Linked DNA regions of Mus musculus: region 2 is linked to region 1. A link is a loop called in an ENCODE intact Hi-C map of the cell type or tissue named here. Cell type or tissue: gastrocnemius. All regions are shown on one strand.

The links. A loop is a pair of places that touch in the nucleus more often than their neighbours do. Peaks named below come from ENCODE experiments on the same cell type or tissue, not always from the same donor. Only the 100,000 strongest peaks of a DNase experiment are listed, where the experiment ranks them.
Region 2: a loop joins it to region 1, with 8 times the contacts of the local background. A loop is called at or near these places in 22 of 42 quality-filtered maps.

Annotation. Positions count from the first base shown.
Region 1 is chr4:144,605,435-144,610,434 of GRCm38, reverse strand. No RefSeq gene overlaps it. Among named protein-coding and RNA genes, the nearest start is that of Aadacl4, 5.8 kb to the left of the region's middle. In gastrocnemius, no CTCF peak of the experiment used is centred here; a DNase peak (open chromatin) is centred at 2,331.
Region 2 is chr4:144,654,873-144,659,872 of GRCm38, reverse strand. No RefSeq gene overlaps it. Among named protein-coding and RNA genes, the nearest start is that of Aadacl4fm4, 29 kb to the left of the region's middle. In gastrocnemius, no CTCF peak of the experiment used is centred here; no DNase peak of the experiment used is centred here.

The sequences.
Region 1 (5,000 bases):
TCAGGATAAACGTCAAAGGAAGCTTATCGTTGTGAGAATCATTTCTCAACACTGTTGGCAAGGAAACTCAATGAGTGTTTTGACATTATCATGGAACCATTCAGAGACCAGCATCTGAGAAGACAGAGAGATATCATCCAACACTCCAGAGTCAAGCCAAGATGAAAACTAAGTCAGTTCAACTCTGCACAACCATTAGTGAAGAAATGAGTTAGATCCATTCCTGGATGTGCCCTGAGAGGTAAGGAATTTCAAAGTGAGTAGACATTATTTCTGATGAATCTGGGCCTATCCCAGAAGAGTTGGAGCTGTTTCTTTGTCCTTGCCTCCTGAAGCAGCTAGTGAAGTGTCAACAACTCAGCATATATAAGGTGTTCTCTTTAAAGAAACTTTTAAGTTCAAGTTAGCACAACACACTGGGAAAATTCAGACCTAACAAGAGACTACATCCCTATCATTGACCCACTGAATATAGAATGCCTAAGAGACCCCAGTACTGAGTATCATTAAAATGAGCACAGTATACATGGGAGACTTCAGCTGCTTTCACTCTCCCCTCAGTCATAGTGTTAAACACTTGCTCAAATTGACTAGGGATAAATATATATTTATACACAAATGTATCATATTTATATATAATTTATAAATATATACTCTATCCTACACATATATATAATTTCAAATATTATAAATTATATAAATTTATATATTCTATCATATATATACATATATATACATAATGTGTATATATATATATATATATATATATATATATATATCTCAAGTTTCAGCCACCAAGCTACAGATTCAGAAATTCTTATACAAAAAAACAAATATGAAAAAATTCAAGGAAATTTAAGTCTTCCAAAAATCACTAATTGCATAGTAATAGACTCCTTTGAAAGTAACATAGAAAATCATGAAAAGAATTATGTGTATGTTTAAGGAACCCCCCAAAATAACTTCTTATAATAATCCTAAAAGAACACAAGTAGATGAATTATAAAAAGGAAGATAATACATAATATGAAATAGGAATTGAATAAAGAGGCCGAAATGTTTACGAATAACCAAACTAAATTGATAGAAATGGGGAAAAGTCAAAATATCAAAGTCTGTGGAAAGCTTCACCAAGAGAATGAATAAAGGAGAATGACAAAATATTTGAGCTCATAGTCAAGGTGGAGTAATTGGAACATTTCAACCAGAACAAAGATAAATTAATAAAACAATGTGATATTGAATAGCAAGATATTCAGGACACTGAAAAGATAAAATTTAAAAATAGGATAGAAGACACTGAGGAATTACTTTCTAACACATAGAAGATATCTTCAGTAAAATCACAGGGAAATTCTCCCTTACAAAGAAACGACTATCTTGAAACAGGAAGAATTAACAACATCAACCAAACAAGAAGGGAAAAAAACTCCCCCTTGTTATAGTAAGTAAAAAACTAAATATTTAACATGTTGAAAGTGGTAGAAGAGAACAAGTTATACATAAAGGTAGACCTGTCAGAATAACATCATATTTTACAACAGAAACTATAAACATCAGAGGGGATCGAAATGATGTTCTTCAAGTTTTGAATGACAACTACCAAATCTAACTATTATACCCAGTAAAAGTATCATGACTAAAGAACAAGCTAAAACTTTTCACAATAAAAACAGGCTTAAGGAATTCAAGATCACTTTGCAAGCTATACAGGATACTTTAAAAAATTTTCAGACAACAGAAAAAATAAAAACATTCTTATAACCACATGGTTGAACAAACCATTCCAAAATAAAAGTTAAGCATGGAGGGAAAAAAACCCAACAATGACAGGCACTAATATGCATCTTTCAATAATAACTCTAAATATTTATGGTCTTATTACTATTCAAATGACACAGAAGAGCAGTTTACATGAAAATTAATGATGTATCTACCCATGATTCCAATAAATGTACCATAAAATATAGACAAAAAGATGTAAATATACCCAAGCAAAATAATTGAGAAGCAAACAGAAATTGCTGTCCTAATAGCTGACCAAATTGACTTTACACAAATCTACTCAAAAGAGATAAAGAAACTTACTTCATACTGATAGGGGGAAAAAATCCATCATGAGCATATTATGATTCTAAACAAACACATGATATGAGCACCCTAATTTCATAGAATATATTCTCCTAGAGGTAAAAATAATCACTGACAAACCCAGTTTACAAAACTTTGAAACCCAAATTGCTCCTATCTAAAATAAAGGCATAGAAAAAATAGATCAGAATCTGAAGGAATAGCTGACCAGTGGGGTCAGTGGGGGATCCATCCCATGGATGGGTGCCAGTCTGTGTACTGTATTCACAGAGATCTCTGGCCTGGCAGGAGCATTCAAGCGATGGGATGAGGGTGCAAGCAGGGAGAGGAAAGTGCAACTACAGCTGCTTAAGATCCTGCTGTTGCTCAGGCTGCTACCATTGCCCCAAGACATTGCAAGGTGAAAAGCCAAGCTCCTGGCAGGGGCTATGCTACCAAGAGTAGCTTTCCACAGTGGAAGCTTCATAAGAGCTTTTACTACCCCAGGAACAGACACTCTCAGGCAATGGAATGATTCTTTTTTTTTTTTTTTTTTTTTTGTTTAAATTTGACTGTGTAATGGAATTTCTTGTTTTTCTTTTTTTTTTTTTCTTTTTTTTTTTTCTTATTTTTTTTTCCATTTTTTATTAGGTATTTCGCTCATTTACATTTGCAATGCTATACCAAAAGTCCCCCATAGCCACCCACCCCCTCTCCCCTACCCACCCACTCCCCTTTTATGGCCCTGGCGTTCCCCTGTACTGGGGCATATAAAGTTTGCGTGTCCAATGGGCCTCTCTTTCCAGTGATGGCCGACTAGGCCATCTTTTGATGCATATGCAGCTAGAGTCAAGAGCTCCGGGGTACTGGTTAGTTCATAATGTTGTTCCACCTATAGGGTTGCAGATCCCTTTAGCTTCTTTGGTACTTTCTCTAGCTCCTTCATTGGGGGCCATGTGATCCATCCAATAGCCGACTGTGAGCATCCACTTCTATGTTTGCTAGGCCCAGGCATACTCTGACAAGAGACAGCTATATCAGGGTCCTTTCAGCATAATCTTGCTAGTGTATGCAATGGTGTCAGCATTTGGAAGCTGATTATGGGATGGATCCCCGGATATGGTAGTGTCTACATGGTCCATCCTTTTATCTCAACTCCAAACTTTGTCTCTGTAACTCCTTCCAAGGGTGTTTTGCTCCCACTTCTAAGGAGGGGCATAGTGTTCACACTTCAGTCTTCATTTTTCTTGAGTTTCATGTGTTTAGGAAATTGTATCTTATATCTTGGGTATCTTAGGTTTTGGGCTAATATCCACTTATCAGTGAGTACATATTGTGTGAGTTCCTTTGTGAATGTGTTACCTCACTCAGGATGATGCCCTCCAGGTCCATCCATTTGGCCAGGAATTTCATAAATTCATTCTTTTTAATAGCTGAGTAGTACTCCATTGTGTAGATGTACCACATCTTCTGTATCCATTCCTCTGTTGAGGGGCATCTGGGTTCCTTCCAGCTTCTGGCTATTATAAATAAGGCTGCTATGAACATAGTGGAGCATGTGTCCTTCTTACCAGTTGGGGCATCTTCTGGATATATGCCCAGGAGAGGTATTGCTGGATCCTCCGGTAGTACTATATCCAGTTTTCTGAGGAACCGCCAGACTGATGTCCAGAGTGGTTGTACAAGCCTGCAATCCCACCAACAATGGAGGAGTGTTCCTCTTTCTCCACATCCACGCCAGCATCTGCTGTCACCTGAATTTTTGATCTTAGCCATTCTGACTGGTGTGAGGTGGAATCTCAGGGTTGTTTTGATTTGCATTTCCCTGATGATTAAGGATGTTGAGCATTTTTTCAGGTGCTTCTCTGCCATTCGGTATTCCTCAGGTGAGAATTCTTTGTTCAGTTCTGAGCCCCATTTTTTAATGGGGTTATTTGATTTTCTGAAGTCCACCTTCTTGAGTTCTTTATATATGTTGGATATTAGTCCCCTATCTGATTTAGGATAGGTAAAGATCCTTTCCCAATCTGTTGGTGGTCTTTTTGTCCTATTGACGGTGTCTTTTGCCTTGCAGAAACTTTGGAGTTTCATTAGGTCCCATTTGTCAATTCTCGATCTTACAGAGCAAGCCATTGCTGTTCTGTTCAGGAATCTTTCCCCTGTACCCATATCTTCAAGGCTTTTCCCCACTTTCTCCTCTATAAGTTTCAGTGTCTCTGGTTTTATGTGAAGTTCCTTGATCCACTTAGATTTGACCTTAGTACAAGGAGATAAGTATGGATCGATTCGCATTCTTCTACATGATAACAACCAGTTGTGCCAGCACCAATTGTTGAAAATGCTGTCTTTCTTCCACTGGATGGTTTTAGCTCCCTTGTCGAAGATCAAGTGACCATAGGTGTGTGGGTTCATTTCTGGGTCTTCAATTCTATTCCATTGGTCTACTTGCCTGTCTCTATACCAGTACCATGCAGTTTTTATCACAATTGCCCTGTAGTAAAGCTTTAGGTCAGGCATGGTGATTCCACCAGAGGTTCTTTTATCCTTGAGAAGAGTTTTTGCTATCCTAGGTTTTTTGTTATTCCAGATGAATTTGCAAATTGCTCCTTCTAATTCGTTGAAGAATTGAGTTGGAATTTTGATGGGGATTGCATTGAATCTGTAGATTGCTTTTGGCAAGATAGCCATTTTTACAATGTTGATCCTGCCAATCCATGAGCATGGGAGATCTTTCCATCTTCTGAGATCTTCTTTAATTTCTTTCTTCAGAGACTTGAAGTTTTTATCATACAGATCTTTTACTTCCTTAGTTAGAGTCACGCCGAGATATTTTATATTATTTGTGACTATTGAGAACGGTGTTGTTTCCCTAATTTCTTTCTCAGCCTGTTTATTCTTTGTGTAGAGAAAGGCCATTGACTTGTTTGAGT
Region 2 (5,000 bases), 49 kb before region 1:
AACAAAGAATTCTCACCTGAGGAATACCGAATGGCTGAGAAGCACCTGAAAAAATGTTCAGCATTCTTAATCATCAGAGAAATGCAAATCAAAACAATCCTGAGATTCCATCTCACACCAGTCAGAATGGCTAAGATCAAAAATTTAGGTGACAGCAGATGCTGGCGAGGATGTGGAGAAAGACCACTCTGTACAACCACTCTGGAAATCAGTCTGGCGGTTCCTCAGAAAATTGGACATAGTACTATCGGAGGATCCTGCAATACCTCTCCTGGGCATATATCCAGAAGATGTTCCAACTGGTAAGAAGGACACATGCTCCACTATGTTCATAGCAGCCTTATTTATAATAGCCAGAAGCTGGAAAGAACCCAGATGCCTCAACAGAGGAACGGATACAAAAAATGTGGTACATTTACATAATGGAGTATTACTCAGCTATAAAAAGGAATGAATTTATGAAATTCCTAGGCAAATGGTTGGACCCGGAGGGCATCATCCTGAGTGAGGTAACACAATCACAAAAGAACTCAAATGATATGTACTCACTGATAAGTGGATATTAGCCCAGAAACTTAGTATACCCGAGATATAAGATACAATTTGCAAAACACATGAAACTGAAGAAGAATGAAGACCAAAGTGTGGACACTTTGCCCCTTCTTAGAATTGGAAACAATCACCCATGGAAGGCGTTACAGAGACAAAGTTTGGAGCTGAGACAAAAGGATGGACCATCTAGAGACTGCCTTATCTAGGGATCCACCCCATAACTAGCCTCCAAACGATGACACCATTGCATATACTAGCAAGCTTTTGCTGAAATGACCCTGATATTAGCTCTCTCTTGTGAGACTATGCCGGGGCCTAGCAAACACAGAAGTGGATGCTCACAGTTAGCTATTGGATGGATCACAGGGCCCCCAATAGGGGAGCTAGAGAAAGTAACGAAGGAGCTAAAGAGATCTGCAACCCTGTAGGTGCAACAACATTATGAACTAACCAGTACCCCGGAGATCTTGACTCTAGCTGCATATGTATCAAAGGATGGCCTAGTCATCCATCACTGAAAAGAGAGGCCCATTGGACACACAAACTTTATATGCCCCAGTACAGGGGAACGCCAGGGCCAAAAAGTGGGAATGGGTGGGTAGGGGAGTGGGGGGAGGGTATGGGGGACTTTTGGGATAGGATTGGAAATGTAATTGAGGAAAATACGTAATAAAAAATATAAAAAAAACAAAACAAAAAAAAACCAACCAAACAAAATGAGCTCAGGGGAATGGAGACCACTACAAGATTTGAGGGCAATTAACAAAATCATTCAAGTCTGGGTATCTCCCCAAAGGGGATCACCCCACATCTCAGCCACTCATGCCAATGATCCTCTGTTAGCAATCGAGGTATAAGACTGCCTTTTTGCCATCTCTCTCTCTCCATCCCTAAGACTGTGAAAGCTTTTTTTCCTCAGTAACGCTAATTAGCAACTCCAGCCCAGCCTTAGGATATGAATAGGCTATCTGCCGAAAGGGAATGACTAACAGTGTAAGCACATGTCAGCAGATTATGGCCAATGTATGTAAGCCTTATTTAGAGTAAGGACTCAATATATACCAGTATATGTATGATATCTTAATACGAGGAGACTCTTTCACCTCCTCCTCCTCCTCTTCCTCTTTCTCCTCCTCCTCCTCCTCCTCTTTCTCCTCCTCCTCTTCCTCTTTCTCCTCCTCCTCCTCCTCCTCTTTCTCCTCCTCCTCTTCCTCCTCCTCCTCCTCCCAACTTATAGACCAGCCTATCTTAAAGACCTTACCTATCTGCCCTAGGATTCAAAATAGTCCCTCATAAAATTCAACTTATTCTGACCATTGAATTTTTAGGAACAGAGATATCCCATACCTCAATATGCTCCCTCAAATCCACCCTTTCTTTCCCTCAAAAATTAAGCCTTGATTCCTTCCAGAGCTCTTTGGGTAACTATAAGTGGCTTTGACCATGGCTTCCCTTTCCCACAAGTGTGCTTCCACTTCTCTTTAACCTCCTAAAAAGAGTTAAAAGGTCCTCCTTGCCCAGAACACTGTTCTGTGAAGCAATCCAAGCTCCACATTTCACCAATGGAAGCCTAAAAGATATGGCTCTTGCTAGCTATGACCCAACAATACTTATACAACTCCTTATCTTCAATTCCTCCTCCAGACTTGTGAGAGCCCTATACCAACCTCAGGGAGTGCTGGAATGGCTCCACACCCCAATTGGTGGCACACACCGATTTTTAAATGAAGTGGATGCACTCTCTATTATGATTAAAAATGGCAGAGACAGAGCCCTAGAAACCCTAGGAAAAGAACTGACATTCTTATCACCCCCTTCTCCCTTTCAAATATTCAATGGTTAATCAAAAATCACTTCTGTTTTGCTATCAGCTTAAAAGGATTCTCAGGACAAATTTACAAACATTAACCTGACGAAAAATGGGCCTCTGCCCTCCTTCATTTGTGATGGCTATCCCTCAAGCTATTCTCAAAAAAGCCCATAGTGGGAGCCCCTCAATATTTGCTGATGGGGAAAGAAGGAAGCTGCAGCAATAATATACTACTCCCCTGTGGATGAATTCCCTATTCTCTGATTCAGAGAGCTGCTCATCACTCCCCAATTAAAGAATTGTATGCTCTTTATCTCACTCTAAAAGAAGTCAAGGGCCCTTAAACTCTTTTCAGATAGTGTATATGTAGTCAATTTGCTCCCATGACTGTCAAGATCCTTTGTCAAGCTAGATGCCAACCCACTTTCCCTTTTACTTATGTAGATTTCCACCTTCCCACATGAAAGAGCCTCCCCCATGTACATCCAGCCTGTCAGATCTCACAGTCCCCTGCCAGGTCCACTATCTGAGGGAAATGCACTGACTGACAAACCTCATCAGGAATATTAATAGCCTCCACTGATCAAGCAGACCAATTCCATTTGCACACACACACAAATATAAAGGGGCTTCATGCCTGCTTTCCCCCACACCACCCTTGCTCAACTCCAAAGGATAACAAAAACATGCTCCTCTTGTGCATCCCTTATTGCCACCCCTGCTTTCCAAACGATGGGCACCAATTCCCAAGGCCTCAAATCCAAATCCTCATGGCAATTGATGTTACCCACACTCCCCAATTTGGTAGATAGAAATACATTTTTGTTACCATAGGTACATGCTCACGTATTATATGTGTTACAGCCCAAACATGTGAAAACTCAAAAAGGTTAATTCACCATATATGCTCTCCAACTTTGCCATCATGGGCTATGCCAACTAGCCCATAGCTGACCTACATGTCTCCCATGAGCTTGCTCCTACCTCCAGGTCAGTCTTTATCCATGTCAATACTCTTCAACAGGAAAATCAATCTCAGAAATACCTCCAAGCTACCCTTTACTAGCTACAATACATCCAATATCCTTCCTTTAACCACCTCTACCAACTCCTCCCAATGCTTTTTATGTTCTTCTCTCTCCCAACCAATATTAGCAGCTGTTGCCATTAACATTTTCCTTCATGAGTTTTATGGACCTTTACCCACAAGAAATCCCTCTTTTTGACCTACACCCCATAGTACCCTACTCAAAACTGGTTTTGGAGAATAACTCCTGCTAAGGTTATCTGGTGTTGAAGGGACTCAAGGCTGTCTGCAGTGGAGCCCATTGCCTAGTCAAGCTTATTCTGGAAGATGCTGATGAGATGTTGTGTTTGGAAAAGGGCTGCTCCAGCAGTTCCTGTCACACCCAGTGAGACAGATCCAGTCCAATGAGCAGAGAGATGAAGATCTCTTTCCCTTCCTTCAGCTTCCACCCATCTGCAAAGACAAATTCTTCATGTTTGTAGGGACAAACCTGAGGAACAGTTATCATGGGGTTGCAGCATCCTTGGGAGAGGGGGTTTAATACAGGCACCTGTAGTGCCTTTGCACCAGAGGAGAACAGGATGGTTAACACATACTGATTTAGTGATGGTGACATGTTAGATGGGATTTTGAGGAGGATCCAACAAGTGGAAGGAGATGGTAGGACATAGGTCAAATAGAAAATTGTCTTTTGTTTTCCTTGTGGGAAAGGGCCCATAGAACTCATGAAGAGAAATGTTAATGGCAACAGCTGCTAATAATGGTTGGCATAGGTCTCCCAAAAGTGTAGAGGAGGAATTGAAGATAAGGAGTTGTATAGGTATTGTTGGGTCGTACCTAGCAAGAGCCATATCTCTTAGGGTTGCATTGGTGAAATTTGGAGCTTGGATTGCTTCACAAGACAGTGTTCTTGGCAAGGACATTAAAGAGAAGTGGAAGAATATCTGTGGGAAGGGGAAGTCAAAGTCAAAGCCACTTATAAAATTGAGAGTTAATTTTTGAGAGAAAGAAAGGGTGGGTTTGAGGGGGCATATTGAGGTATGGGAGATCTCTGTTCCTAAAAATGCAATGGTCAGAATAAGTCGAATTTTATGAAGGACTATTTTGAATCCTAGGTCAGATAGAGAAGGTCTTTAAGATAGGCTGGTCTATAAGTTGGGAGAAGGAGGAGGTGAAAGAGTCTCCTCGTATTAAGATATCATACATATACTGGTATATATTGAGTCCTTTATCTAAATAAGGTTTACATACAGTGGCCACAGTCTGCTGACAAGTGCTTGCACTGTTCCATTTTCCAATGGAAATCTTTGCTGTGTCAGGGGCAAATTATCATATTGTCGTGCTCCTCTCAGAGACCCTGGCAGGCTAGTCTGCATTCAGAAGTCATACCTTCCCATACAGTGGTTTTAAGGAAAAGATCTCTGGTTGTAGGGTTGGGGATTTTTCCTTCTAGGCTCATTCTAGTTCTGAGAATAAAATCAGCTAGGAGTTCTCTTGGCATCTGACAGAAAAAGGTCAGGGAGAGAGGTGGGGTCTTCTGAACCTGGAGGCAGGGTAAGCCTGCCCCAAGCTTGGGTTGCACAGATTTGGACCTGTTCATAATACCCTGCT